4 separate regions of the Homo sapiens genome follow, and regions 1, 2 and 3 are each linked to region 4. A link is a loop called in an ENCODE intact Hi-C map of the cell type or tissue named here. Cell type or tissue: heart left ventricle. All regions are shown on one strand.

Evidence for each region. Hi-C counts contacts between places; a loop is a spot of excess contacts. Peaks named below come from ENCODE experiments on the same cell type or tissue, not always from the same donor. Only the 100,000 strongest peaks of a DNase experiment are listed, where the experiment ranks them.
Region 1: it touches region 4 in a loop (4-fold over the local background); 8 of 110 quality-filtered maps call a loop at or near these places.
Region 2: a loop joins it to region 4, with 2.7 times the contacts of the local background. A loop is called at or near these places in 6 of 110 quality-filtered maps.
Region 3: a loop joins it to region 4, with 2.3 times the contacts of the local background. A loop is called at or near these places in 7 of 110 quality-filtered maps.

What each region holds. Positions count from the first base shown.
Region 1 is chr10:89,082,619-89,090,618 of GRCh38, reverse strand. LOC124902552 (a long non-coding RNA gene) reads left to right here and starts at 3,545. Exons shown (of 3, transcript XR_007062379.1): 1 at 3,545-3,642; 2 at 6,192-6,312. RefSeq lists enhancers at 3,491-4,023, 5,904-6,103. In heart left ventricle, no CTCF peak of the experiment used is centred here; a DNase peak (open chromatin) is centred at 3,538; H3K4me3 peaks cover 1,093 bases; H3K27ac peaks cover 2,219 bases.
Region 2 is chr10:89,111,728-89,119,727 of GRCh38, reverse strand. No RefSeq gene overlaps it. Among named protein-coding and RNA genes, the nearest start is that of MIR4679-2, 52 kb to the right of the region's middle. In heart left ventricle, no CTCF peak of the experiment used is centred here; no DNase peak of the experiment used is centred here.
Region 3 is chr10:89,100,706-89,108,705 of GRCh38, reverse strand. No RefSeq gene overlaps it. Among named protein-coding and RNA genes, the nearest start is that of MIR4679-2, 41 kb to the right of the region's middle. In heart left ventricle, no CTCF peak of the experiment used is centred here; no DNase peak of the experiment used is centred here; H3K4me3 peaks cover 270 bases; H3K27ac peaks cover 81 bases.
Region 4 is chr10:89,204,302-89,212,301 of GRCh38, reverse strand. It overlaps CH25H (cholesterol 25-hydroxylase), which reads left to right and starts at 4,985. Exons shown (of 1, transcript NM_003956.4): 1 at 4,985-6,673. The coding sequence starts at 5,010. The coding sequence ends at 5,828. LOC105378418 (a long non-coding RNA gene) reads right to left here. Exons shown (of 4, transcript XR_946180.4): 4 at 7,803-7,871. RefSeq lists an enhancer at 5,144-5,213. In heart left ventricle, no CTCF peak of the experiment used is centred here; DNase peaks (open chromatin) are centred at 3,851, 4,401, 4,951 and 5,231; H3K4me3 peaks cover 2,428 bases; H3K27ac peaks cover 1,771 bases; H3K27me3 peaks cover 1,918 bases.

The DNA.
Region 1 (8,000 bases), 120 kb after region 4:
GTATATAATATGTATAACATATATGTATATTATATATATAACATATAAATGTATATTATATATATAACATATATATATATAACATATACACACACAATGCAATAATATTCAGCCATAAAAAGGAATGAAATTCTTCTCATTTGCAGCAACATGAATGCGCTTGGAGGCCATTATGTTAAGTGACATAAGTCATGCACAAAAATACAAATATCGCATGTTAAATTAACAAGCTATTTTTGCTCCAATGCCCATTTTCAGTTTATTCCAACTTTTTAATCTCCCACCACATCTCCAGGCAAATACACAAGGTGGAAAGATGTGGACAGTCATTCATTCCATAATCTTGTGCATGATGAGTGCTCTCTCATTTCTATGGAAAGTGGGGATGAGGCAGAGAGAAATGGAAGGTGAAAAGGGATTGAGGATGAGTAGCACAGGAGGAGAAAATAGAGACAGGTAGAGTAGGAGGAAACTGGGAAATGTGTCACCGTGGCTTTTATAAGCTATAAGTAAGCCTTGCTGTACCTGAGCGAACACACACACACACACACACAAACACACTACCCTTCACTCAACTTGGCTTTATACTTTTGTAAGGCTAAAAGCAGAGTTAAAAAAGAGAGAGACAGGCCAGGCGTGGTGGCTCACGCCTGTAATCCCAGCACTTTGGGAGGCCGAGGCAGGTGGATCCCTTGAGGTCAGGAGTTCGAGACCAGCCTGGCCAACATAGTGAAACCCCATCTCTACTAAAAATACAAAAATTTAGCTGGGCGTGGTGGCAGGTGCCTGTAATCCCAGCTACTTGGGAGGCTGAGGCAGGAGAATCGCTTGACCCCGGGATCCAGAGGTTGCAGTGAGCCAAGATGGCACCACTGCACTCCAGCCTGGGGGACAGAGAGAGACTCCATCTCAAAAAAAAAAAAAAAAAAAAAAAAGAGAGAGAACATGGATGGAGTTGGAGGGAGGCCATTATCCTAAGTGAACTAATGCTGGAACAGAAAGCCAAATACCACATGTTCTTACTCATAAGTGAGAGCTAAATAATGAGAACACATGAACACAAAGAGGGGAACAACAGACACTGGAGCCTACGTGAGGGTAGCGGGTGGGAGGAGGAGGGAGAGGATCACAACAAATACCTATCAGGTACATGTTTATCAGCTGGTGACAAAATAATTTGTACACCAAATCCCTGTGACATGCAGTTTACCTATATAACAAACCTGCACATATACCCATGAACCTAAAAGTTCAAAAGAGAGAGAGAGAAAGAGGTAAGTCTGATAGCAGACTATTTTGTCATAGAGTTGGTAAGGCTTATCTTTTTACTGAAAAAAGTCCTCTTCTTGACTAATACATTTTATGCTGCATCTTGAATAAGGTGTTTTCCCTAATTATGTAACCAACTGTGAGGAAGTAGTACTCTTAAAAATAATATATTTTAACAACATTGTATCTCCTAATGTCTTATACAAATATTTATTGAATGAATCAGTGAATGCAAGCTGAGTAGCATTAATATAAACACACGTGTACAGATGTAAGCATCTTTTAACGATGGTCCTTGGGTGCATAATAGCCACTAACAGCAGTTCCCAGACTTTGCTGCATGTTAGAGTTATCTGGAAAAATCCAGATGCTCAGGTCATGCCTTGTAATAATTGAGTTACAGATGTCTGAAAGTGGCAAAGAGAAACCTGTATTTCTTAAAGGTCCCCATGTGAATCCAGTGTGCAGCAAAGTTTGAGAACTCCTGTCCTAATTGATTTCTAACTCTGAAGGATAATTAACTATAATATGTAAATAACTTTGTTTGCATATATGATGCTCACATTTCTAACAAGATCACATATTTTTAAAAAGCTAGTCTTATATTAACATGCATTTCTAGTGAGTTTTTGATATTGTGAAGGTAATTTCAAAAGGATTAATAACTCAAAAACCCTTGAGTGTGCACTGCATGAGTTCGGCAGTGACATAGTATCTAGCATTGCTGTTGGCTAGTATTCCAGAGACTGGTATCCCAAAGAGCTTGTCTTCCTATGGTAAACACCATCTAAAGACAGAAGATGAAGAATCATGCAAGGAGGTAGAGGTCAACTGGGAAATAAGTAACAATTGAAAGAATGTAAAAATCAACTCACAGGAGAGAAATTATGAGTATATTATAGTCTTAGGAATTTAATAGCAGAATATAAGGTGACATGTTATATCCTGCCATGTCACTGTCCCCAGGACATGCCACTTATAAAAAGTAATATGAGGAGAATATGTAGGCTCATTACCTGATCACCTACTATTTTTAATCTGTTTTATTTTTAATTGGCAAATAATATTTACATATATTTATGGAGTACAAGGTGATGTTTCAATACACGCATATATTGTGGAATGATCAAGTCAGTCAAATTGGCATATCCATCACCTCAAATATTTATCATTTCTTTTTCGTGAGAACATTTAAAACGCGGTGGCTCATGCCTGTAATCCCAGCACTTTGGGAGGCTGAGGTGGGTAGATCACCAGGTCAAGAGTTCGAGACCAGCTTGACAAACATGGTGAAACCATGTCTCTACTAGAAGTACAAAAACTAGCCGGTAGTGGTGACATGTGCCTGTAATACCAGCTACAGGAAGCTGAGGCAAGAAAATCGCTTGAACCTGGGAGGTGGAGTTTGCAGTGAGCCGAGTGCACTCCAGCCTGGGCAACAGAGCGAGACTCTGTCTAAAAAAAAAAAAAAAATCCTCTCTTTTAGCTATTTTGAAATATACATTATTGTTAACTGCAGTCACTGTGTGGTGTAATAGAACATCAGAACTTACTCTTCCTACCATACACAGCATTTTACACATATTATCATGATTAATCCTGTCATTAATTCTATAAAATATTATTGTTTCCATTTTCCAGATGAAGAAATTGAGGCTGAAAGAGGTTAATTTCTTAAGATAATAGAGCCAGGATTCACATTCAAATCTAACAGGTTCTGGGATTCATATTTTCCATTGCACAGAAGCATAAAACATTGCCCTTCCCCTCTCCCCAATATTCCCTCCATATCTTCTTATATGGGTGGAAAATCTGTGTGCTCTGTGGGTGGCAACAGTTGGAGTCTTTAAGAGAGCAGGGTTACTAAATACTAACTTTAACCGGAACTGAGAACATCTGTTTCTGAGGGCTGCATTGTGTAGCTGGGTGGAGGCAGTCGTGTTGGTGAGGTTTGATCTCCTACGTTCAAGGAAATGGGAAAAGCTCAGCAAAAAGCATTTACTGATTTGAATGAGTTCCAGTGACTAGAGAAAATAAGCATCTCTGACATCAGTTTTTCCCAAACCCACAGCAGTTTAGTCTTCATACGTTCTTCCGGAGACCAGAGAAAATGTCTGTTCCCACATTTCCAAAAGCACTTAGGGAGGGACGATGCAGTCTGCCAGAAGTGGTTCTGCCTTTGGGACTGAGTCCCCTTCTGGGACATTTTTAGAACTTCCGCCCGCCATGTGTGAGGGCGGGTGGTGAAGTTCTGGTGGCCGGTTCTGAGGAGCTCACGTGACTCACTGCTGTGCCTTCTGTGGGTCTCCAGCTGCGCCCTTGACTTGCATCATTAGCTGTCCTCATCCAAGAGGTCTGAAGATTCATCAGACTGTAAGCTCGCACTCCATTTCCTTTTGATTGCATCATGTCATTAGCTTACTGAGAAGACAATGACTATTTCCAAGAGAAAGGTCCATTCTGCCACCACAGCTGTTACCAGTAAGCAGCTGGCACCCTGCTGGTAGGCAGGGTAGAGTCCTCTGTTGTGTATATAAGATGGTGGAGGAATTACTGAAGCAACTTCCTCACTTCAAGTTTCCTTGATTTTCATGATTACAATGGCCTTTACTTTCATTCTTCTCTATTTTTCTATGGTCATACTTGTTCTTTACATCAACTGGAGATGTTCTGCAGCAGAAACTAGTATGCTGTTTTCTGATCATAGCCTCTTCTCCCTTTAACTCTGTTATTCGTAAGATGTCACTTTAAGCAAATGAAGTTTACTAGTCCCTCTGCAACTGCCTTTTTTGCCCAAATGCCACCCCCTCCTACTTTACTTCTTTATGTGTGCAAGCTTTATCCATGAGGTATTGTTTAATCCACTTCATCCTCCTGCCAGAATCTCCAACATCCCAGCTCTCTTTTCTGCCCTAAATATCCAACCTGTAAGTACTAAACCTGGGTGCCATCCACCATCCAACTGTCTGCCTTCTACAACCACTTATTGAAACACACACACACACACACACACACACACACACACACACGCACACAGAGTTATGGGCATTGGTATTAGTATAATTGCTTGTATCCAACTTGAGTGGATATTCACCACCACTCCCCAATTTTTTTGTGTGTGAATGTGTGTGCCCCTAATAAGCTTCCTCTCTCAGTACTCATGGTGGACATTCCAGCAAGTTCTGGAATGGAGCACAAGGTGATGTTTCAATACATGTATATATTGTGGAATAATTAAATCAGTCAAATTGGCATATCCATCACCTCATATATTTATCTTTTCTTTTTGGTGAGAACATTTAAAATCCTCTCTTTTAGCTGCAAGTGTCTCTGCACACTTGTCCTAGAGAATAATAATGACTATTCTCTAGGGGCAAACTTCCTATCCTAGAACCTCTCTCCTATGCTGCCTCTTCAAGTCTCTCCTCCTGCACTCACCACTCCTTTTCTCTATTCTTAGGACAAGTTCTGATCTTCTCCCTATCCAGAAAAAAATCTCTTTATCTGTCCTCTAGACTCCATTCCTGCCTGCCTCTTCCAGGACCTTACTCCATTAATTACTTCATTTCTCTTCTAGAGTCAAACTTTTTCTCCAATATCGTTCATTTTAAAATTTAAAAAACAAAACAAAACTTCCTTTACTCTGCATCTCCTCTAGCAATGCTTATCTAGCAAACACATAAGGTATTGTTCCAATTTTTTCACAACTCATTTAATATTCACAGTGACACTATTAAACATTCCCTTTCTCAGTTTCATATTTGAGACATCTGAGACACAGAGAAGTCAAGTAACCTTCCTGAAGTCACCTAGTTTATTAATTAATGTCAGAGCTAGGAATCGGACCCAGGAAGTCTGGCCTAGAGGCCACCGGGCTGTTCCGTACTCCCCCTTCAACATTCTACCTCCTCCTTTTACTTCTCAACCAACCTTTTCAAAACATGGGCACTACTTACACTTTCTACATTGCAAATTGTCTTCTGTTTCTGCAGTCCTCTGAAAGTGTTGCTTAGGGACACTGGTGACTAACTTCCAGCTTGCTCAATCCAAGAGACATGTTTTTTCCCTTTCCTCTCCACTCTCTCGCCCTTTCTCTTGTTCCTTCAATGAACAGAATTAGGTCAGTCATAATCCTGGTTCATGCCATATTTATTATTGGTCATTCAATGCCCATTTACCTTTAGTTAATTTTGATAAAGTATTTTTAAAATATAGCAATGAAATAAAAGTCAAGGCCTCAAAAATAACCTACCCCTAACTATGCTCAAACCACCATTTCATTCCCCTTACTCCCTTCACCCAGGTAACTCATTATATTAAATGCTATGTTCATCACTCCTTTATTTTAGTTTTGAACATTTTTTAAAAGAGTATCATACTATGTACAATTCTCCTAGAAACTGTTTTCAATTAATGTTATATTGCTAAGATTCATCCATACTGTTGCATGTCAATTGATTTCATTAATTTTTACTGCTATATAATAACTAGTCAAATATATGCAAATATAACACATTTTATTCATACATTTTCCTACTGATGGACATTTGAATAAAAGACATCTCTAGACCTTATGTTATTACTCTGGTGTTTGGTGATATTTGTTGACATCTCCTCCCTTTTTGAAAACCACTGCTCCTTTTTCATTTTCTTCCAGTTCTTCTTTAATGTGACTGTTTCTTTGTAGTCACCTTCATTGACTCATCTATCTCCTCCTGCCACTTAAATATTGATGTTGCTCAAAGTTCTGTCTTTAGTTCTTTCACTTTCTATTTCATATGTTATTCTGATGCAACCATGGAAAGTGAAAGTCCATGGTATCTGTGTGGGCTGTGAGCTGTGAGTTTCTAAATTTATTTTTTTATTTTTATTTTTTGTTTTCATTTTTGGTTTTTTTCTTTTTTCTTTTTTCTTTTTTTTAGACGGAGTCTCGCTCTGCCACCAGGGTGGAGTGCAGTGGCATGATATCGGCTCACTGCAACCTCTGCCTCCCGAATTCAAGTGATCCTCCTGCCTCAGCCTCCTGAGTAGCTGGGACTACAGGTATGTGCCACCTTGCCCAGCTAATTTTTTTTATTTTTAGTAGAGATGGAGTTTCACCATGTTGGACAGGATGGTCTTGATCTCTTAACCTTGTGATCCGCCTGCCTCGGCCTCTCAAAGAGCTGGGATTACAGGTGTGAGCCACCACGCTGGGCCTCTAAATTTATTTTTAATCCTGCATACCTCTCCTGAGGCAGAGTCTTATATTAAACTACCCACCTAACTTGGCCTCAATTTTCTCACTTGTAAAATGGAAGGGACAATAATATCCACCTCTTGGTGATGACAGTACTGAAGGAGATGGCCTGTAAACTATAGAGTACAGCTTCTAGAACAAAGAAGGGTTTCACAAATGAAAACTATTTTATTACTATTGTTCTGTAGTTTACCACATGCGTTCATGTCCCAGATTTTCCTCAACACAGACAACAGAAATGTAAGGGCATCATGCAGGAGTGCAGTTGAAGTGGATGGTCAGAGACTACTGCCTCAGAGACTAGTCTTGGTAATTGCATATAGGCTGCAATTCTGGTCCCAAATGGGAAAATGAAAAATGCGCTGTCCTGTAGCCTAGCTATTCAAGCTTGCCTATCAGAACAGTGGGAGCCTCAAAAGGTGAAAGTAGTCTTTCCTTAATTTCCTTAAAGCTCAGCCCAAATTTTAACTATGGAAAGACAGAACATCAGGAGATGCCAGCAAATGTACCTAGATTAAAAGAAGAAACAAACTTGGATTCCAAATGCTTCAAATTATCTCAAAGTCATGACGTTTAACCATAATTTTCATAACCAGGCACAAGACGACTGAAAAAGTGGCCAGTGCTCCCATATCATTAGGTGCTAGTCAAGGAGGGTTATAAAGGATCTTTTCTCACTATTTCTTGCTATGAATTTGATGTTGTAAATGGATAGGCTACATTTATGACCTCGAGAAGACTTACACATGAATAAAATTTAAAGGAGCATCTGCTATGCATTTCTTCTCTTTTCCCAAACTGAAGCCTGATGGGGCCATAGACTCTGGCTGGGATGCAATATTGTAGAAGCCTAAGTTGATGGTCACTTGTCAAAGGGAATGATACAAAACATAGCAACCCGGTGAAATTTAAAAAAGGAAAAACACTTGGTTAACATTCACTTCTAAGACTTTGTCATAAGGAACCAATCAGAGATGGATACAAGAATTTACAAGCAAGCATGTTCATATCAGCATTGTAATATCAATAAATTGGTAACAGCCCAAATGTCCAAGAATAGAACATAAATTAAATAACTTCTGGTATAGCTATATGATTGAAAAAGAATTGCAACCAAATGCTAACATAAAGACATGTCCTTAACTGTAGTTATTGCCATGATAAAATACTTATGATATAATCTTAAGTAAGAAGAAAGCCATAAAGCAGAATGTAGAAAGTAATGGCAGTTTGGTAATGAAAAAAAAGTATATATATATATATGAATCATTGGGGGGATATAGCAAAATATTAGTAATGGTGGTCTCTAAGAGGTGTGATTGCTGGAGATATTAAATTTTTTCTGTATTTAAAATATCTTATTTACATTATTCATTATTAATATAATTTTATAATTAAAATCTTCAAAATTAAAACATGAAACATAAAGAAAAAAATAGCTGGGCAGAAGGTGAGTTTATAGGCACAAAACAGAAAGGATGAAGAGAAGAAA
Region 2 (8,000 bases), 93 kb after region 4:
GGTGTATTTTACCATTCCTTGTTTGTTTTCTTTAACCTTACTCACAGCTTTGTAAATAATTCCTTTATTAAACACTCCTTAGATATGCTGTTTGCCTGTGTATGTGTTTTCTTCTTGGACTTGCTGATATAGTACACTTTCCCAACTCTCTATCAGCAATCCAAAATCTGTGATACCCAGTTTTATTCATACTTTTATCATCCTAAACCACTAAGTAGTCCCTCTCAATAGTAGGCACCAAGAAATATTGCTTGAATCTTTTATATCCTTGTGAACAGCCTAAAATAATATAATTGTAGACAAAATACAAACAGCACAAAATGGCTAAATTTTGAACTTTGGTGATGGATACATAAGAGTTCATTTTACTATTCTCTCTACTTTTGGGAATATCCGAAATTTTCCATAATTAACAAACTTTTTAAAAGGGTCTTTAACCATTAATTGCTCCTTGCTTTGTCTTTCTTGAAGCTTTGATCTGGATTTTTTTTTTCTTTCCTCCTCATTCTACATTTTCTGCCTAGTGATTTCAATCATATCCACAGTTTCTACTGTCAGTTCTTACCTGGATTATTGCAAGTTTCCCAGCTTGTCTTCCTGTCTTGGATCTATATAATTATCTTTTCCAAAGCCAGAATAGTGTTTTCTAAGATGTATATCATACAATAAATTCATTCTTTTTTTTTTTTTTCAGAAATATTAACCAACCATTATACGCAAGCAAGCTACTGTCCCAAGCACTGAAAACAGATGGGTTCTCTGTCCTCAAGCAACTTAAAGTTAAACGGAAAAAGACAGAACATAAATAAATGTAGGTATAAATATATTTTCTTAAAAAGCATGTTTCTACTATCTATAGCTATGTAATAAGCTGTCTCAAGCCTAGAGCCTTAAAGCAACATTTACTTTACTCAAAAATCTGCAGTATGGATCTGGCTCACCAATGATAACTCATCTCTGGTCCTTTCATTGCCACCTGTGGCAGTTCCCAGACTGGGGGCTAGAATTATCTGAGATATCACAGACTTACATGTCTGACAGCTGATATTGGCTCAGTTGGGACTGTGTTCAGAACACCTAAATGTGGTCTTTCCATGTGGCTGTTTGGCTTCCTTAAAGAACAGTGGCAGGAAGAGGGGTTAGAGAACCAGGTGAAAGCAGGATGTCTTTTATGACCTGAACTGGAAGTCAGCAGCCTCATCCATGAAGCTTCCATTTATTAGAAACGAGTCACAAAGCCTGGCCCATACTCAAGGGGATTAATCTATGTTTCCCCAGGGCCTACCCCCCTTCCCAGTACCCAGTGCATAGTAGATTCTTAATAAGTGAATTATAGATAACTGAATTATAGCCCTTGTCCCATTGCATAAGTGTTTATATTTCTTTCACCTAAGAGCCCATTTGATTCAAGGATCAAAGTGATTAATCACTCAGGACTACACAAGTCGTAACACATGAAAGATGCTTAGTTATCTTTGAAGAATGCACAAAACCACACTTCACAACAGCACTTGGGTCATACATGACAGCTGTTACCCTCCAGCAGTAATAGGAAGGCACATAATTATCCACCAAATTATCTCAAACTCCTAACAGAAATTCTTGTGATTATTTTTCCCTATTGAATTTTAAGTACTTAGCAGAACACCACACTGAAGTCCAACATACATTTATTGAGCAACTCCAATGTGTAATGCCAATGAGGAAGATTTGAGTATGCTTTGATAGTTAACACCAAAGGGGGAAATTAGTGTGACTAATTAAAAACTTGACAATGCATAGTTCCATGGAAATACACTGGAATTCTCTAGTGAATTTTACAAATGGATACTGTTTTATGAAGTTACTTCATTTTTTTCATACTGTATGTATGCAATAGATTATTCCAAGAATGTATATATATTTTTATTTTCTAGCTTCAAAATAAGTGTTGAACTTCAGTCTGTGTATTTGATATCTTCTGTGATCAAGAATCTTACCAAAAAACTAATCAGCACCATAGTAGGAAAACGTGATCGTTAAAGCAACTGAAGATAAAACAGTTCTTGAGGAAAAAGTCTGACTTCATTTTTCTGTCATATCCTACTAGACTGAGAATCATAGAATTTGATTTAAAAGGTATAGTAGTTTTCTATGGCTTCTGTGACAGTTTTCCACAAACTTAGTGGCTTAAAACATCACAAGTGTATTATCTTACAGTTCTGTAGTCTGGCATGAATTTCACTGGGCTAAAATCAAGGCATTGGCAGGGCACCTGCATTCCTTTTGTAGGCTCTAGGACAAGATTCATTTTCTTGCTCCTTTGGGCTGTTGGCAGAATTCAATTCCTTGTGATTTTAGGACTGAGGTCTCCTTTTTTATTGCAGTTATCCATTGAGGGCCTTTCCTGGCTTCTAGAGGCCCCTACATTTCTTGGCTTATGGTTCCCTTCTTCCATCTTCAAAGTCAGAAACTGTGATTTGAAGTCCTTTTGTATTTGAATCTTTCCTCCTTTCATCTCACTTCTCTGGTACATTCTTCTTCCCTAGTAGGAATCACATGAATAGTCCAAGATAATCTCCCAATCTCAACGTTCTTCACTTTTACATTTGCAAGTCCCTTTGACTATGTGAAGTAACACATTCACGTCACAGTGTCTGGGGATTAGGATGTAGACATCTTTGGGGTTGGAAGTGGGGCATTATTCTATCATACCTTCCACAGAAAACCATATTTCCACTTGTTTTCTCTTTGTCTTCTCTCACCTGGCATCTTTTAATATACAAAAACCCTAAAGTTACTAGACATTTAGAGAAGTTCTTCTATCCACCCTTTTTAAAAGGAGTAGCAAGTAACTATGAAATCCTTAGTAATAGCAGAGATATGAAATCCTTAGTGATATCAGAGATAGTGACACTATGACCTGGATGAATAAGAACAAATATTTTAAAATAGTATGACTTTGAAATATAGGACATTCTGTTTCTCGGGGGCTACTTCTTTTTATTCACACTAACTTAATTTTTAAAAAGTTATTCAAAATAGCTTACTTGGAAATAAAGGGGACTTTCAATGCAGTGGTTTTAGAATCCAAGGCAGGAAGCACATTTGAACTACACAAAGAACCATCTGCAAAAGAAGGAAAGCCATCAGAAACTTTCCCCTGTCTCTTCACCACCTTCTCCTATACTGACTTCCCTATCTCCAAATGGTGTGTACTGACTTCTTTCTGTGCTTCTCCTTTTCTCTCATTACCCTTCCCTGCTTCTGTCTGATCTTGGTGCTTTTCTCTGCTTGCTCATGGTTACCCCAGTTCCCAACAGGGCTTCTTAGTTCAAGTTCCAGGAGTTGACTCCCTGGAGTCAATGAGTCATTTAAATTCTTGAAAAGACTCTTTGGCATTTCTTGAGTCAGATGTCATCACTATTTTAATGAACTGCGACTAGAGGACAGGACCCTATACAGTGCAAATGCCAAGGGCCATTGTCAGATTGGCAGCCAAACTTGTCTTCTCCCAGTGTCCAACCTTATTATTTTAATATGTATTTTGATTAGTTACCCTTCAATACTTTCTCTTCTCCAATATGGATAATTTGGTATAAAATGCTATATATTTTATTTAGTCACCATTTTCTTTATGTAGTATATATTAAAACGTTATGCCGGCCGGGCGCGGTGGCGCACATCTGTAATCCCAGCATTTTGGGAGGCTGAGCCAGGTGGATCACCTGAGGTCAGGAGTTCACCACCAGCCTGACTAACATGGTGAAACCCCATCTCTACTAAATACAAAAAAATTAGCCAGGCATGGTGGTGCATGCCTGTGATCCGAGCTACTTGGGAGACAGACAGGAGAATCGCTTGAACCTGGGAGGCAGAGGTTGCAGTGAGCTGAGATCATGCCATTACACTCCAGCCTGGGCAACAAGAGCAAAACTCCATCTCAAACAACAACAACAACAACAAACGTTATGCCTTGATGAGGTTCCTATGGCTTAAAAATACAACAACTTTAGAGATTAAAACACTCAACATTTTGAGACTAGTGAATCTCAGCTCTGTCATCAGGAGGAGAGAGAAAAATTTTATTGTCAATGTATGATCATATAGTAATATAGAGTTCATATTTTTAATCTGAAATTTCCATCCCCCAAATCCATTATAAGGTGATACATGCATAGCAGCTACTGGAATAGATAGTTTTGGTAGTTATTTCATTTAATTTGGCTCTTACCAGGTTTCCTGACATGAATTCTTTCTTTGGATGTCATCTTTGCCTTGATCCCAGGAATCTTCTGCTATTCCAAAATGCTATTCTTCTCAAACCAAAACTCTCTTCAAATTCTTTTAATACCTTTTCTGACTCATTTTCCTTTTCCTTTAACTGCAGATATTTGAGTCCCTTTGCCCTTCCTCCCCATTGTTCTCTATTCTAGACAAAAATATTTTTTTTTAACTTAGAGATTAGTAGATTCTTTTGGGAGTCATTAAAAATTATTTTTCTACAAGCTTGACATGATCTCTTATTCCCAAATCCAGAAAATCTCAAATTGTGTTATTACTATATATGTGTTTATATATATGTGTGTATATATATAAACACATATATATTTAATTATATATATAAACACACATATATTTAATTAACAATGTGCTTACTTGTCTGCTACTAAACAAACCAGTTTCCTTAGAGACAGGAGATAGGCTTTCTTCTGCCTCTCAGCCATAACACAGTTTCTGACACATAGAAGAAATAATTGAATGAATACATTTTATGAACATTAACGTACATTCAGTAGAGATCAATTTTTTTTTAGATTTGTAAAACATTAGTAAAGTAAACTAATAAAAAAGTGGTGAAATCTTTAATAGGGGTGTATTCAGGTACATTCAAGGCCTGGTAGTTACCAGAATGATTTGCTTGCATTATTTCTTAATGTCTGGATTTTCATTCTGACAGTTCCTCCCCAAATATTATCCATCCATTCAATGCTCAGCTCAGATGTTACCTTGATTCTTCTCTGATTATCTGAACTTCAGGTGATCTCTCCTTCTTTGAACTCCTATTGTTCTTTGTACAACTTTGGTGATAATTACCAACATGTCAATGAATTTAGCATACTTCTCTGGATTGCTGCCATCAGTGAATTCATTTTATTATAAACTTAAGATTACAAACTCCTTGTGTAGCATGCAGATCTATTTAATTTACTTTTGTTTACTGGGTCTCCCCAAACACAGTACTTTAATCTAGGTTAGTGATGACCAGATGTTTTCTGAAAAAATAACATCTAATTGTATTTGTTTACCCAACTAAACCTTAGGCAACTGCATCTATATTACTAGTTCTAGATAAAAAGCCATGTTGGATTTTAAAAGTACTGAATTTTACTACTGTACTTTGATTTTCTAAAGATGGTAGTGTATATTACACACGATTCTCATCTCTTGAAGTTTACTATATTTTCTCTGGTATGAATTTTGTCAGAGTCAACTGGAAATCCAGTGGCCGAAGTTTTACATTCCAACTTGGAAATTTAGACAATGTCTCTTTAATTTTTGGCAGTATAAATAAAAACTGAATTTCTTACATTGGCTATATGTTTTCCAACATGCATTACTGATTGAACTTTCTGATATTTATACAAATGTTGTGATGTACTACAGACTTGATGTACAGACTTACATTATGGTTTCTTTTCTTTGAAGCTTTTACCTAGCCATTCCAAGCTAAAATGATAGCTTGGAGGTGAAAGGCATAGTACACAAAGAGCACAATTCTGTTTGCTGATGACTTGATCTTACAGATAAAATCCTAAAAACTCCACAACAAAATGTGTTAGAACTCATAAACAAATTCAGTAAAGTTATAGAATACAAAATTGACTTACAAAAATAGCGTTTCTAAATATTAACAATCAACTACCTGAAAGAGAAATTAAGACAATCCCATTTATAATGGCAGCAAAAAACAACAACAACAACAACGACAACCAAAACACCAAAAACAACTCAGTAGTAAATTTAACCAAGGAAGTGAAAGAGCTATATACTGAAAACAATAAAACATTCATGAAAGAAATTGAAGATGACTCAAATAAGTGGAAATATATCCTTGTTCATGGACTGGAAAAATTAATATTGTTAAAATATCCATACTACCCACAGAAATCTTTAGATTCAATGCAACCTCTATTAAAATTCCAATGCTGGATGGGCGTGGTAGCTCATTCTTGTAATCCCAGCACTTTGGGAGGCCAAAGTAGGAGGATTGCTTGATACCAGAAGATCAAGACCAACCTGGGCAACACAGTGAGACCCTGTCTCTACAACAATAACAACAACACAATCCCAATGGCATTTTCAAAGACATAGAAAAAACAATCCTAAAATTTGTATGGAACCACAAAACATCCTGAATAGCCATAGTAATCTTTACCAAAAAGAATGAAGCTGTAGGCATCACACTGCTGGACTTTAAAATGTACTGCAAAGCTATAGTCCTCAAAACAATATGACACTGGCATACAAACAGATACACTGACCAATGGAATAGGGTAGAGAACCCAGAAATAAACCCACATGTCTACAGTCAACTAATTCTTGACAAATGTGCCACTGGCATACAAACAGATACACTGAAAAATGGAATAGGGTAGAAAACCCAGAAATAAACCCACTTGCCTACAGTCAACTAATTCTTGACAAATGTGCCAAGAACACAGTGGGTACAGTCTCTTCAATAAACAGTGTTGAGAAAACTATATCCACATACAGAAGAAGGAAGATGAATTCCTATCTCACCCTTTGTACCAGAATCAACTCAAAGTGAATTAATGACTTAAATATAAGACCTGAAACTATAAAATAACTAGAAGAAAACATTTAGGAAAAGCCGCATGACATTGGTCTGGGCAGTGATTTCTTGGTTATGACTCCAAAGGCACAGACAATGGAAACAAAAATAGACAAATGAAATTCCCTCAAACTAAAAGCTTCTGCATAGCCAAGTAAATAATAAAGTCAAGAAACAGCTCACAGATTAGGAGAAAATATTTGTAAATCATCCATCAGATAAAGGGCTAATATTCAAAATATACAAGGAACTCAAACTACACAATAGCAAGAAAATAACCCTATAAAAATGGATATAACACATAAACAGACATTTCTCAAATGAGGACATAAAAATGGACAACAAATATATGAAAAAGTGTTCAACGTCTCTAATTATCAGAGAAGTGCAAATTAAGACCACAATGAGACATCACCTTATACCTAATGGATTGGCCACTATCAAAAAGATGAAAGATAACAAGTGCTGGTGAGGATGTGAAGAAAAGGGAACACTTGTATACTGTTGGTGGTATTGTAAATTAGCACAGTCATTTTGGAAAACAGCATGGAGATTTCTTGCAAAACTAAAAATAGAACTACCATATGTCCCAGCAATCCCACTATTGGTTCTATACCCAATGGAATTGAAATCAGTATGTCAAAGAGATATATGCACTTCCATCTTCATTGCAGCACTATATGCAACAGGGAAGATATGGAAACAACCCAAGAATCCATTAGTGGATGAATGAATTTTATAACATGATATATATATACACAATGGAATGCTGTTTGGCCTTTAAAAAAGAAGAAAGATGTGAGCGGATCATGAGGTCAGGAGTTCGAGACCAGCCTGGCCAACATGGTGAAACCCTGCCTCTACTAAAAATACAAAAATTAGCCACGTGGTGGCGCACACCTGTAATCCCAGCTACTCAGGAGGCTGGGGCAGGAGAATTGCTTGAACCCAGGAGGCAGAGGTTGCAGTAAGCTGAGATCACACCACTGTACTGCAGCCTGGGTGACACAGCAAGACTCTGTTTCAAAAAAAAAAAAAAAAAGAAGAAGAAGAAGAACTCCTGTCATTTTTGACATGTCTGAACATAGAGGACATTATGTTAAGTGAAAAAGTTGAACTCATAGAAGTAGAGAGTAGAATGGTGCTTGCCAAAGGCTGGGGGTGG
Region 3 (8,000 bases), 100 kb after region 4:
CCTTTGCCCACTTTTTGATGGGGTTGTTTTTTTTTCTTGTAAATTTGTTTGAGTTCTTTGTAGATTCTGGATATTAGCCCTTTGTCACATGAGTGGATTGCAAAAATTTTCTCCCATTCTGTAGGTTGCCTGTTCACTCTGATGGTAGTTTCTTTTGCTGTGCAGAAGCTCTTTAGTTTAATTAAATTCCATTTGTCAATTTTGGCTTTTGTTGCCATTGCTTTTGGTGTTTTAGCCATGAAGTCCTTGCCCATGCCTGTGTCCTGAATGGTATTGCCTAGGTTTTCTTCTAGGGTTTTTTTGGCTTTAGGTCTAGCATTTAAGTCTTTAATCCATCTTGAATTAATTTTTGTATAAGATGTAAGGAAGGGATCCAGTTTCAGCTTTCTACATATGGCTAGCCAGTTTTCCCAGCACCATTTATTAAATAGAGAATCCTTTCCCCATTTCTTGTTTTTGTCAGGTTTGTAAAAGATAAGATGGTTGTAGATGTGTGGTATTATTTCTGAGGGCTCTGTTCTGTTCCATTAGTGTATATCCCTGTTTTGGTACCAGTACCATGCTGTTTTGGTTACTGTAGCCTTGTAGTATAGTTTGAAGTCAGGTAGCGTGATGCCTCCAGCTTTGTTCTTTTGGCTTAAGATTGTCTTGGCAATGCAGGCTCTTTTTTGGTTCCATATGAACTTTAGTTTTTTACAATTCTTCAAAGAAAGTCATTGGTCCATTTTCTTTTATCTAGTTTATTTTAGAATACAGTATATAATAATACATATAACATAAAATACATATTAGTTGACTGTTTATGTTATCAGTAACACCACAGTAGGCTATTAGTCATGTTTTCAGGAAGTCAAAAGTTATACATGGATTGTTGACTGCATAGAGATCGGCATCTCTAATCCCAGAGTTGTTCGAGGGTCAGCTGTAGTATGGATTTACTTACATTTATTCTTCTAAAAACTTCGTTAATCTGAGAAATTTTTTTTAATAATTCTAGAAAACTCTTAGCATTATCTCTTTGAATATGATCTATTCACTATTGTCCCCTTTTCTTCTTTTAGAAATTATATTAGACAAATAAAAGTAAAATGTTCAACGCTTTTACTTTAACTTGTACATTTTTTTTTATTTTTTTATTTTTTTGAGACAGAATCTTGCTCTGTCACCCAGTTTGGAGTGCAATGGTGCGATCTTGGTTCACTGCAACCTCCGCCTCCCCAGTTCAAGCAATTGTCCTGCCTCAGCCCCCCGAGTAGCTGGGATTACAGGTGCCCTCCACTACACCTGGCTAATTTTTGTATTTTTAGTAGAGACGGGGTTTCACCATGTTGGCCAGGCTGGTCTTGAACTCCTGACCTTAGGTGATCCGCCCGCCTCAGCCTCCCAAAGTGCTGGGATTACAGGCGTGAGCCACCGTGGCCGGCCTATATTTAAAAATTTTTAAAATATTCTCCATAGCTTTAATTTTCTCTTCTGATTAATTTTGTGGGAAGTTTTCCTTCCAGATAGCCAATTCTCTCTTTAACAGTGTTGAATCTTTGGACCAATAATGGAATAATATTTTCAAAGTTCTGGGAAAAAACAATTGTCAACTTATAATTCTATACCAGCCAAATAATTACACGAATGTGAAGACAAATTAGACATTTTTGGATAAAGATCAAGAGAATTTACCACTTTTATACACTTACTGTGGGGAGTATCCATTGAATTATTCACTTAAATTGTTATTTCTAGAAGTTTTACTTTATTATTTCCCAAATGGCCTGTATTTTTCTTGGAAATTTGATTTTTAAGTTTCTGCCTTGAATCATTTTAAACATGCTCATTTTTATTTTATTTTGAAAAACTCCATCATCTAAAATTTGTGGGGCTCTAATCACTATTTAATGTTCACTGACTCTGTCATGGTACATTTTTCTCCTGAATAATTTTAAAATGTTTTAAAATTCTGACCACATCTTTGTTATTATTTTTTTTTCCTACGAAACACTTGTGGGAATACACCTCCGGAATATTCTTCCATCTTCAATCAAATTTAATATTAATTTTCTTGCTTGGACACACATGGACTGTGTAATCAGTAAGGATATGCCAAACAGAGTCTATTTTCCAAATATATATTTTCAAGAACACAGACAAAAGTTACAAAAATTAGTCAAATTCTGGGCCACAAAAATAACTCATTACAAATTTCTCTGACCTCTTGTAATTCAATTAGAAGTAAATCACAAAATGATAACTAGTAAATCTACCTATGTTTGAAAATCAGGCATTTCACTTCTAAGTTACCAATGGCTTTAAAAAGAAACTATGACAAATTATAAAATATTTTAACTGAATGACAATGGCAATGTGATAAATTAAAGTCTTGTGTTATACGGTTAAATAAGAACTTAGAGAAAATGTTATGTCCTTAAATGGATATTAAAAATGAAAAAAGCATAATAATCAATGATCTAAACATCAATCAAAAAGCTAGTATTAAGCCCAAAGAAAGTAGAGAGAAGTTACTAGTGCGAACTGGACAGACAGAAATCAAATATGAAGCAAACATGCATTGTCAATGGATTAAGAAAGCCAAAATCTTTCTTTAAAAAATGAGTAAAATTGGTGAACCCCTACTGAGAATTCTCAAAATAAATTAAAAGTCACAAAATGATCAGTATCTGGAATAAAAAGGAAACATTATTACTGATCCCTCAGATAGTAAGAAAATAGTAAAGGATTATTATGAATAAATTAATGTCAAATATGACATTAACTTGAAAATGTAAAGGAAAAAAACACAATCCTCACTCAAAAAGAAACAGAAAAACATTGAGTTCTTTATTCTTAAAGAAATTGAATAAAAATTAATACCTTCTTACATAGGAATGAAATGCAGGAAAATTAAAATGAGTAAAATGTTAAAATAAGTCTAATGTTTAATATTGGTGTTAACTTGATTGGATTGAAGGATGCAAAGTATTGTTCCTGGGTGTCTGTGAGGGTGTTGCAAAAGGAGATTAACATATGAGTCAGTGGACTGGAAGAGGCAGACCCACGCTCAATCTGGGTGGGCAGCATCTAATCAGCTGCCAGCGCAGCTAGAATGAAGCAGGCAGAAAAAGGTGAAAGAGCAGACTAGCTGAGTCTTCTGGACTTCATCTTTCTCCCATGCTGGCTACTTCCTGCCCTCGAACATCGGACCCCAAGTTCCAGCTTTTGGACTCTTGGACTTACACCAGTGGTTTGCCAGTGGCTCTCGGGTCTTCATCCCTAGACTGACGGCTGCACTGTCAGCTTCCTTACTTTTGAGGTTTTGGGACTAGGACTTGGCTTACAGATGGACTACTGGGGAACTTCACCTTGTGATCGTTCTGTCCCTCTGGAGAACCCTGACTAATAAAGTAAGGTATTTCTGAAATGCAAGGGTTTCAATATTGGAAATTCAATCAATATAATTGACCATATTAACAAAACAAAGAGCAATATAATTTTCTGCATTGATAGATGTGGAAAAAGCATGTGATAAAGTTCAATATCAATTCATAAGATTTCTTAGTAAGCTAAGAGTAGAAGGAACTTCCTTAATATGAAAAAATACGCATAAAAATCCTACAAGAAACATACAACATAACAGTGAAACATTGAAAAATTTCCAAGATAAGAAATAAGAAAATGATATTCAATACCATAATTTGTCCTCTTGATGCACTTACCAGCACAATAAAGCACAAAAAAGAACAAAAGAATAAAATTAGAAAGGAAAAAATAAAACTGCCATTATTTACATGATTGTATGCACGTGGAGCAGAAATCTACAGATAAATTATAGAATTTGTAAGTTTCACAGATGTTAAATATAAGCATAACCTTGACAAATCTATTGCATTTCTGCATATAACAAGCAAACTATGAAGTAAAATATTTTATCAATTGCTAAATATCAAAAATATAAAATAGCTAGGAATAAATCTGATAAAATGTGCTTTTGATAGGTACAGAAAAATCCATCAAACATTATTGAGAGACAAATAAATGGAGGGATATGCCAGGTTGATGTACTGTGAGCTTCTTTACTATAAAGGTATCAAATTCCTCAAAGGGATCTACAGATTCAATGGAATACCAATTAAAATCCACATGACAGTTTTGTGAGAATCGAGAAACCAGTTGATAAAGTCATGTGGAAATAAAAAGAGCCAAAACCAAGATAATAACGAAGCAGAAAAATGAAGTGGGAAGATGGCTCTATTAATTATTGAGGCTTTGTAAAGCTTTAGTGTTAAAAATGTGGCATTGGAATAAGAACAAATAGAAATATGTAAAAAATAAATGTCCAGAAGCAGACCCTCAGAAATACAGATACTTGATTTATGAGAACTGTGGCTCTATTAAGAAATGGTATATTCAGGAATGATGCTGGGTCAATTGAATTTTCATATGGAAAATGAAAAAATAAGCCCTTACCACAAAATATAGACAAGTCAATTCCAGTGATTGTGAATTTTAGTGTGGGAGTAAAATAATTAAGATTCTAGAAGAGGAAATATATATATATATATACACACACACACATATATATACATATATAATACTCTATATATGTTTTTTATATATTAACATGTATGTATACATGTATGTGTGTATATGTATGTACACACACACAAATATATGTGTACACACACATACTAATATAGGCCTTAGAGCAAGCAAAGATTTTTAAAGAAAGAAGCTAAAAGCACGAATAAAGGTGAAGATAAATAAATTTAATCACACTAAAATCAAACACTTCAAAATATAAATAGAGTGAAAATCTAAGCCACAAAATTGGAGAAGATAATTGCAATACATATAATAGACAGACGGTTAAGATCCAAAATAAATTCACAATACAGGAAATAAGCAAAAGACAAGCAACCCAATAAAAAATGCTCAGAGACTTCAGCAAGATCTTCACAAATAATGCTATTAAAATGACCAGTAGGCATATTAAGGCAATAAAATTCATTTGTTAAGGAAACAAATTAGAACCACAATGTAATAATGCTCCAATATTGGTACAACTACATTGGAAAGACATGACATTATCTATTAAAGTTGAGCATATGCTTAACTTATGATCTGTGAATTCTACTTCTAGATATATATCCAGAAAAAAAAGTTTATGGACCACAAAATACATCTACAAGAATATTCATGCATTATAATTCACAGTGAACACTAACTTGGAAAAAAGTTATCAACAGGAAATTTGATAAATAATTTGTAGTATAATCATACCAAGAATGCAACAGAGTAGCAAAAACAAACTATATCTATGCAAAACTGCATGTATATGTCCATCTAAAAATTCATTGTTGCACTCTTAATCCCCAGTACTTTAGAATTGTGACTATTTGGAGACAGGGCCTTTACAGAGTTAGTTAAGTTAAAATGAATTCATTGGGATGGCCACTAATCTAAGTGGTGTCCTTATAAGAAGAGGAAATTTGAACCTAGGCGTGTACCAAGGGAAGATGATGTGGAGACACAGGGAGATGAGCATCCCCAAGTCAAGAAGAGAGACCTCAGAAGTAACCTACCCTGCCAACACCTTGGTCTCAGACTTCTAGCCTCTCAAACTCAGAAAATACATTTTTGTTGCTGCTTTGTTGTGGCAGCCCTAGAAAACTAACGCAGAAGGGAACAGAAGCACTTCAGAAATAGTAGAGTAAGAATGTCTCAAAATCTGCTCCATAGAAGTAACAGAAGCACTGGTAAAGACTGCCAACATCAGCTTCTCAGAACTCCAGAAATAATCAAAGGCTTGCAACACTCCAAGGAGTGTTTATTCGAGAAAAATTACTAAATATCAGTAAGCAGAGTGAGTGAGCTGTGTGGAGTTTTAACTTGCCCTACTCCCATCACCTTCTCCCCATCTCCATGGTAGTCTTGAAAACTATCCTCCCCATGCCTATGATAACTGACAACCGGAAGCCTAGCAGCCACTGGAGGTGGGAAAGGGGGAAAATGAGTTTGGAGTTCCCTAAAACAGCTGCATCGAAGAGAATTGTAACCATTTGACCTGTCTGGCAGCTTCCTGAAAAACTCCATCTTCAGGGCCTGGCTTTATTTGACTTGACTAGAAATATTTCTGTGCAAAAAGTCCTATTCCCAGGGTTTTTGTTGAAAACAAGAAGCAGGAATTGTTTAACACCACAGGTGCCTGTGTTGTGGATACCAGGTGGGGCTAACAAGAGACTGACTGAGAAAACTTGAAAAACAGAAATGAGATGTCCCTAATCAGCTTCGTCTTGGTCTGTTTGGGCTGCTATAACAAAAATATCATAGGCTGGGTAATTTATAAACAAAAACTCATTTCTAACAATTCTGAAGGTTGGAAAGTTTAAGATCAAAGTGCAGGAAGATTTCACGTCTGGTGAGGGCCCCATTCCTTGTAGATGGTGCCTTCTAGCTGTGTCCTCCTTAGGTGGCAGGGGCAAACAGCTCCCTGGCATTTTTTTGATGTCACTAATCCCATTCATGAAGGTGGAGCCCTCGTGACTTACTCACTTCCTGAAGGCCACACCTCTTGATAGTATGGCATTGGGTATTAGGTTCCAACCCACATGTTTTGGAGGGACACAAACATTCACATCATACTAGACTTTGAAAAGCTCATATATACTCCTGGGAATCTGGAAGGCTACCGGCATATTCAGGGTTGTGCATATGCTCAAGACAGCAGAAGGCCCTAATCTCTCGTCTTTGCCTGACTGTGTGGCTCAGTGCAAGCAAAAAGTAAACACAAGGAATAGTTGTAAACTGTCTGCCCGAGTGTTGAAGGCATAACCCAACATAACCCAACTCCCTTGGCAAATGCTGGGAAGCATATTCATTCAAGGAATTTAAGGAAATCTCTGTCCAATCATTTGCTGACCATCAAACAAACTGAGCAGAGACTTTAATATCTGCACAGCAGGAGCAGGAAGGGCGTATTTCTGTGTGCTGGCCATTTCTTATATTTTGAGTTGGGTGGTTGTTAAACAAGTGTTTTGTTTGTAATTACTCAACAGGATATACCATTATGTCTCATGCATCTATTTGCTTGTGTGTTATATTTTGCCATCAACTTATTATTTTAACAAATGGAAGACGATATAACACCTATGTCAGTCATCTGTGAAAATTAAATGAAATAAAGCAGGTACATACACAACAGAATTCAGCCTTAAAAAAAAAAGAAGAAAATCCTGTCACTTGCAACAACATGGCTGAACCTGGGGGACATTATATTAAGTGAAATAAGCCAGACACAGAAAGACAAATATCATGTGGTCTTATATATAGAAATTAAAAAGCTGAACTCAGAGCTAGCGAGGAGAATGGCGGTTACAAGGAGGAGGGGGCAGTGTTGGGAAGATGTTGGTCAAAGGATACAAAATTCCCGACAGACACGAAGAATAAGTTCAAGAGATCTATTGTACAACATGGTGCCTATAGTTAATAACAATGTATTTTATTCTTGAAAATTACTTGGATAGTAGATTTTAAGTGTTTTCACTACAAAAAAACATAAAAAGCATGCGGGGTAATTTTACATGTTAATTAGTTAAATTTAGTCTTTAAGCAATGTATACATATTTCAAATAATCATGTTATACGTGATAAATATACAATTTGTATTTGTTAAGTAAAAAATAAATTTTAAAAAGGAATGAAACAGAAGGCTTAATCTAAGACCAGCTTTTGTTGAGTGCTCTAAAAATCTCAGCTATTACTAGTAGTAATAGCAATAGTACTTGAAAAGGTCAATTATGATCCAAGAATTTCACCACAGGGCTCATACTGTGGAGAAGCTTTTGTGCATGTTTATCAGATGCGTAAGAACATTCACTACCGTAGTGTTTAAAATAACTCTTGATTGGAAAGAGTCCTAGTGTCCATTTTTAGAAGAATGAGTAGATGAACTGTAGTATTTTCGTAAAGTAGAACATTATATCATGGCAGAAAGGACTAAATTGGAACTGCAT
Region 4 (8,000 bases):
TCAAATGTAAACTGAAAATAAAAATTTGCCTAATAGGTAAATGAGTGATCAGAACTTCAGATGTGGTTGGGGGATGGGTGGCAGGAGGAAAAGGTTTTAACTCAGGCCTCACACATATATAGGACTGAAATTTAGACTAGTGACATCCCCAAATAATGATTATTTTGTGTTTGTGGGTATTAAAGGTGTTAATTTTTTAAATATAAACATTAAAAATACACTGTAATGTGATTTCTTGTCATTAATTTTTCAATGTATTAAGAGATTTTCAAAAGATAAGTCACTCTGATCTGTTGTGACACTGAAAGGCAACTTTGAATAGTAATTATTCTGATTTTTAAAAAGTTACCCAATCAGTATTTCATTATGTTGCGCTAGGTGCAGATTTGAACTTCAATTCCAAATTAAGCAAGCAAAACTCTTTGTCAAATTGTCTTAGCATTACTGAAAATAATACTTCACATTTTGTGTTGTGCCTTACGGGGTTTCAAAGCCTTTTCATAAAGCTTTAATATTTGCAATAATCCCTTTGACAGGTGAGGCGAGCATTTGTTTCTCTACAGGCAAGGGAATGCCTTTTTAATGGGGATGATTTTATATGCCTTAAAAGTTTCAGAGAGGTTGATGAGAGTTTCAACAGTATAAGTGAGTAGAAGCGCCCACTTAAATGCGACATGTAAGTGGATCAGAATAGAAAGTGTTTAAAACCAAATATGCACCAGTATTTGGACTAATAGGAGCATCAGGAGAGTGTCTGGAGGAAGCTAACATCCCCATGTTCTTTATCAGCATCTCCTATTGTTTTTGGCACGGCTAATTAATGTTTTCTGAGTCTTTTGTAAAGTGTCACATAAAAGCAGCTTCAATGACCCCTTCCAATACCAAACTCCTCCTGAAGAGATACTTACCTTGGAACCAACCCTGGCCCTTTTCTGCTCAGTTTGGCTGTAACTTGCTTTTTATCCCTAGCTAGCCTTGTCTTGACTTTTCTGAGACTGAATTTTTAATCTTCAGTCTTTAAAATGAAGGATTAGATTTTGATATTCGAGATCATTCCACCTCTATGAGTCTTCCCTGTTACACAACACTACACATCTCTAATAGCCAGGAACAGTTTTGATTAAACAGATGCCCAAATGGCCTTACCTAATTTGAGAAAGAAAAAGAAATTCATAAAGGTCATTTAAAAAAGGGATTATGTGATTGATGGCAGGCTTTGCTAACTACATGTTCTATTTGCTGGGGGAAGGGGAGCAGCATCCACAGTCTTTTGGTAAGTTGGTGCCACATAACTTTGAGATTGTGATGAGTGTGCACAAACTTGACTGTTGTACTCTCAGAAAAGTGATTTGACCCCTGTGATAAGCAGAAAATAAAAGATTCCTGTCCTCCAACTCCGCCAGAAAAACCATACTAAGATAAAAACCATATGCAGGAAGCCATGATCAACTGGAGAAGAGATGGCGTGGCCAAAGTTCTAATGCTACCTGTCAGAAAACACCCCCTTTTGCGGAAAACCATCAATTGGACAAGAAATGGTGTGGCCAAAGTTCTAATCAGAAAACACCCCGTTTTAGGGAAAACCATCTTTACAGGTGGGTAGATCCAAACTACATCAAGCAGTACTCCAGAAAAAAAAAAAAGATTTGTTTTTTAGCCTCAATTTAGAGCTAATGTCCTTTAAAATGAATCTTGAGTCCACAAATATCTTTTGAACACTCATTACATACAAGATGCAATGCTTGGCACTGTGAGAAGAAGTCCTAGAAGATACACCCTGTGCTCTAAAAAGACCTATTCATCTAGCAAGCTATTACATTTTTGTGCAAATAAAAACTGTTTAAAGGTGCGCATGTGCCAAATTCAAGAAATGATACCACCTTAGTCAGCACTTGATAGTGTTCAATTTTATTTTGGTCCATTAAGTGATGCTGTTTTTGGTTACCTGACATATTGTTCAGCATTCCACATGATATAGAGTGGAGAACTAACAGGACTGTAATTCATCAATTTCCCTGGGATGGTTGCATTTGTATGTTAGACAAAAACTTCTGTCCTGGTCAGCTGCAAGTGCAGAGATGGCAGAGAAGCTAGTTGCTATCCTTCAAAGTGCCACAAAGTCACGGGGGAGAGTATGGACAAAGCAGGCTGAAGCCAGCGCTCTCAAGTTTTGCTGCCCACGGCCTTCTGTAATTGGCACATGGACATTATTCTAACAGCGATAGACGGTGGATACACCAAAGCAGAAAATGAATGGGTTGGTTGGGGCTGGGGACTCAAAGGAGACAGTCTTGACAGCAAATCTAGCAGCTAAATCCAAATTAAGCAAACCTGCTAATGCCACTCACTTAAAAAAAAAATCTTTCTTGCTCTCGCAACCAGAGCACCCAAGCATGATAACTGAGACCACAAGAAAAGGACAATGTGTGCTGAAAGGAAATTTGAGGGCTAACTTCTGTTGAGGGTAAATTTGAGTGATATTTTACTTATGAGCAGAAATCCAATTTTAATGTTGAGAAAGTGAGCTCTAATGGTCCGTTTGGAGCAGTGAGAAGGACGCTCTTCTCTGAAACACTGCATCAAGGACAAGACCACGTCTAGCCGGAATGAGAAGAAAAGTTTCTGGTTTACCCTAAAAGTGAAGTGAAAACAACACTGGGGAAGGGAGGAGATGTTGTGGGGGGTGGGGGCGCATGGGCGGTAGAGGTGGAGAGCCTTGGAAGGACAGGTTGTTTAACTGGAAGCAACTAGGGGCCTACATTATACCTATTTTCTGCTATCATCTAGAAATCAAAGCAGCAGCATTAGAAAAATTCACCCTTGTTCCCTTTTTGTATTGGCTGTCAAGAAACTCAACACTGCTTCTGAACCTTTATCTCATCAACAGCAAATATGTCAGCAGAATATAATAATGTTTTCATAGTACCCTGGGTTAAATAAAAAGGCTGCTGTAGGGCTAGAGGCTACTGCTGAGGGCTCCTGGGAATGAGCATCTAAGGAATGTCAGTATTCCATCAGTGGCAGTTAGTGGACACACACCAGTTAGGAGATTCTGAATTACAAATTGGCCTATTATATGTATCTATATCTTATATATTACATATTATGAATTGGCATATTATATATATCATATGTATGCATATATACCATATATGATCTTAGTTTTAGGCCCATATATTGGTCCATATTTTTGTAGTACTTGTTCTTTCCTCATAATAGATGGCGTTATATCTTTTATTTCTCTTTACATAATCTTACTTGATTTTAATTTCAAATTTCTCAGTTATTCTTTAGGTAACGTGTGGAGTACAAATTTAAAATACCATGCATATTACTTGGTGTGTTTGCTGTGTGCTAGGACCTATGATTTTACTGCTGTAAACCCACAGCAATAATAATAATCCTACTTCTTGGCAGGGTGAGGAAGCCAGCTTTTTTGAGGATTGGATAAAATCAATTCAGATAAAACATTTAGCCAATGCGTGGCACCTAGTAGGTGGGCTTTACACGGTAGACTTATTATTTTTCCATTTAATACTCCAATTTCCCTTTGTGGGGAATCGGGGGGATAAGAAAATGCAAGCTTCAAGGAGTAAAGGGCTGGACACAACCACATAGATACAAGACACTAAGCAAGAATTAGGAGTGCTCCCTGGCTTCAAAGCTGGTGTCTAAAACGTCTATCCCCTAAGGGGCCCTTGTATCGTGTCATGTGTCAGACCCCGGGTTGAACGCGAGGATTTTTGTGCTGTTCCCAGGGTCTCTCAAGAGCTCTCCTAGTACCGACCTCCTTGTGCTCGGTGGCCCCTGGCCCGAGGACCCCAGATGGGTGGCGGAGAAACGCAGGGGATAGAGACTAGCCCCCTAGCCGGGCTCCGTGGGCCCGGAGTGGATTCAAGGACCGGTGGCAGAGGGCGACTGCAAGTTGGCCCCGCAAAGCCAACAAGGGGAAGGGTAGGGTAGTGACGACATCACCTGGTCCTTCAATAGCCTCCCGGGAGGCTTCAGGAACTCACATCTCTTTCCCTTGACGAACAACGCAGGTGGTTTGCTGAATTAAGTGTTCCCGCCCCAAATTGAGATACAACGGGCTTTTTAGCCAGATTGGCGCAGACTGGGAGTTAAATCCAGCATTTTCCCGGCAAAGCTGAGCCTGGCCGCCGCGGAGCCCTCTTTCCGCTGTGCGGTGCCTCCGGCTCCGATCGCGGGCCCGGCGCCCCGGGACGCGCCGCCGAGGGTAGCTACGCGGCCGGGCTGCGGCCTCTCCCGGAGAGCCTGCGTGCGTGGTCTCTCTAGCTTGCTGCCCGCCGGCCAGGAAAACTCTGGGGACAAGCTGGAGCTGGCGGAGGTTCCCATCCGGCCACCCTTCCCGTCTGATTTCCTGAGCTGACGGTCACCGCCGGCGTTCGGGGACCAGCGGTTCCCTGTGCAAAGGGCTCGTTTCTCGATCGCCGCTGGATAGACCGCAACCGGGTTCTCAGAAAACACCCGAGCTACAGACCGCATGTAGCTTTAAACAGTTTTTAAAATGCGATTATGCTTGCGTCTTTATGAAAGCACATGGATGCAGTTATACGTATGCATTAAAAAACACAAACAATTCTGCATTGATTGCAAAGGAGCGCTTTCTGGTGGCAATGTAAACGGTCTAGTTTGAGACCCGTGATGACACACGTGAACTGAGTTGCCAAACTCATAGAAACTCCACACGGTAGATCTGTACATTGTGTCCCGTGTTAATTGTACGTCAACTGAAAAATCAGAACTTACATGAAAAGTACGAAGTGCCACTGCATACACGCATATCTAAAAGCCGGTAAGATGCGGCTATAGATGAGCACATTTACAGCAATGAAGGGCCACTCTGCCGGGTTGCTAGCTTATTCAAGCTTCGCATCGCCGGGAAAGGGATGGAAAGGCAGCTGACATCACTCGGGGCGGGGCCGTGAGTCCTGTGAAAAGTCGATGGGACTCGAGCAGCAGCCTCAGCTGCCTTGCACAGCCTCGCAATGAGCTGCCACAACTGCTCCGACCCCCAGGTCCTTTGCAGCTCCGGGCAGCTGTTCCTGCAGCCCCTCTGGGACCACCTGAGGAGCTGGGAGGCCCTCCTACAGTCGCCCTTCTTCCCGGTCATCTTCTCCATCACCACATACGTGGGCTTTTGCCTGCCCTTCGTGGTCCTGGATATCCTGTGCTCCTGGGTGCCCGCCCTGCGGCGCTACAAGATCCACCCTGACTTCTCGCCATCCGCGCAGCAGCTGCTACCTTGCCTGGGGCAGACCCTCTACCAGCATGTGATGTTTGTGTTCCCCGTGACGCTGCTGCATTGGGCCCGCAGCCCGGCCCTCCTGCCCCACGAAGCTCCCGAGCTGCTCCTGCTGCTGCACCACATCCTGTTCTGCCTGCTACTCTTCGACATGGAGTTCTTCGTGTGGCACCTGCTGCACCACAAGGTGCCCTGGCTGTACCGCACCTTCCACAAGGTGCACCACCAGAACTCGTCCTCGTTCGCGCTGGCAACGCAGTATATGAGCGTCTGGGAACTGTTTTCTTTGGGCTTCTTCGACATGATGAACGTCACACTGCTCGGGTGCCACCCGCTCACCACCCTGACCTTCCACGTGGTCAACATCTGGCTTTCCGTGGAGGACCACTCCGGCTACAACTTCCCTTGGTCCACTCACAGACTGGTGCCCTTCGGGTGGTACGGGGGTGTGGTGCACCACGACCTGCATCACTCTCACTTTAACTGCAACTTCGCTCCGTACTTTACACACTGGGACAAAATACTGGGAACGCTGCGGACTGCATCTGTCCCAGCGCGGTGATGTGGCTGCGGTGGGTGCCCCTAAGACTCGGGACTGCTGTGCCTTTCACACTTGAATGAAGAGAAACACCTGAGCTATATATTTTTTTAAAGCAACTAACTTATTGCTTTATGTTTATCTATGAAAACCATAGATAAAATCTGATGCATTTTTGTAATCTGACAAAGTAATTTACATACTGTTTGTGTATCAATACAATTTTGTGTTCTTGGTATTCTTAGTCTAGCTCACCTCAATAGCCTTGAATCCTGCATATGAATTAGACATTCATCACTGGCATATTTAGAATATCTCTAAAAGGACTTGTTTGTAGAATAAGGAATTTTCTATGTTTCAAAGTGTTCTAAAACCTGGCTAAAAGAATGTATTTTTGTGGATGGTGTTGACTTCTGACTCTAAAAGCAATCAAACATGTTTCTGCTGGACAGTGACCAAGAATTATAGTACCTTCTTATATTTTTTTATAGAACTGTATATTTATTTTGAAAGAAATGTTATTCGTGCTTTAAAAAGGAAAAAAAACCATGAATCAAATAAGTATTGACTTCCGTTTCACTGGTATTTTGACTGATAAAAAAGGGAAGAGGGAGCGGGCATACCAAGTGTCCTTCTAAGCCTCCATCAGCCTCACCATGGAAAGAGAGGAATCTGGGTGTAGGGTGTTCTGTTGGGGGTTGTTAGAGAAAAGGAGGCAGGAGAAGGGGCTCTGTTTGTTGTGCTCTAGCAATTTCATGGAGGAAAAACACGCTAATATTCTTAATGCTTTTCAGCTGATTTCTGTATAACAGGCAAATGATAGGATTACTCTGTAAAGTTTCATAGAAAGATTAACGCTGAGCAGTCAATCATTTTATTATTTGTGGGAATGGATTAGGGGAAGAACAGAATTGGAGGCGTGCCTTGCTTTGCAAAACTGGTGAGTCAATAGTATACACTAGAGTGGCTGATAGATGTGCAAGGGGATTCTGAGGAAGCCCCTGTTTTCATGAATCCATCCATAGCTACTGCAAATGAACATCAAAGCATTGCTTCTGAAATCTGGAATTTCTGTATATTCAGTTTTCTTAATTAAAACATACATGCAGCAGGTACAGCCCTTTCTAAAAGAAAGATAAAGTGAAATTTGGCCCTGGATCCCTGATTCCTCATGTGGAAAAGGAGGAGGTGTCCCAGATGTTCTTGCAGATGACAGTAAATATTCCTATTATTAACCACACACCCATCACCCATCACTCACCCCATCTAACTCCTGCCTATTCATTTTAGTTTTGTTTTTGGAATATATATAGTGTAGAGTTAAAAATCAAGACAATTTAGACACAATATAAAGAATGGCAGCTTTGTGTGTAATTCTTGGCTCATTATATTTGAACCAAACTGTCATGTTTAAAGGTAAAGCATCCATTTAGAGACCTGGTCTCCACGGTCTGCCAAATGAGACTCCCAAGAAATATGGTTAGGCCCTCCAAATGTTTGGCAGAATGCCCCAGAATGTGGAAGCTCACAGCCAGTTTTCCCATGTTCCCTTCAACGTGTGTGTTCCTTTAGCTTCTTGACTGAAGTTACCTCCTCCTCTGTCTGTATCAGGACCAGGCTGGGATTTAAAGATGATATTGATTTATAAAAGTGAAATCCATGAAAAGAGGAAGTGAGATGTGAGGAGAAAATGCTACATTGACGGTAGTATATTATTATCATGATGCACGTGGCACCTGGAGTAAGAAGAGACGGATAAACAGGCAGGTGTGGAATCTATGGTGCAACTATGAGTTGTAAGCAGCTGTAGGCACTCCAAAGCTGCCCTGTAAATCATGGATAATAACAATTTATCACAGCGTATCCTCAGAGAATTGTAAAAATGTATCATGTTGCATCACTGCATAAGGTAATTTTAGATTTTGGGCAAATTATACACATGGAAAGTGCACAATTTGGATTTAGAAATACTTTCTTACAATCGAATGTCTTAACAGTTTTTAATGCCTTGGGAGGTAGAACCGCGGAAGTGGAAAGGATGAGCAATTTTTCAGATAGCTTGAGAACCTGTTAATAAAAATAGTAAAGAAAAAGTTCATATGCGCATGCGCTGTCACACAATTTCTCACTTGCTCCTTACAACAACACCATAGGGATGTAGAATAGTTACTATTATCATCATCACCTCTGTTATGG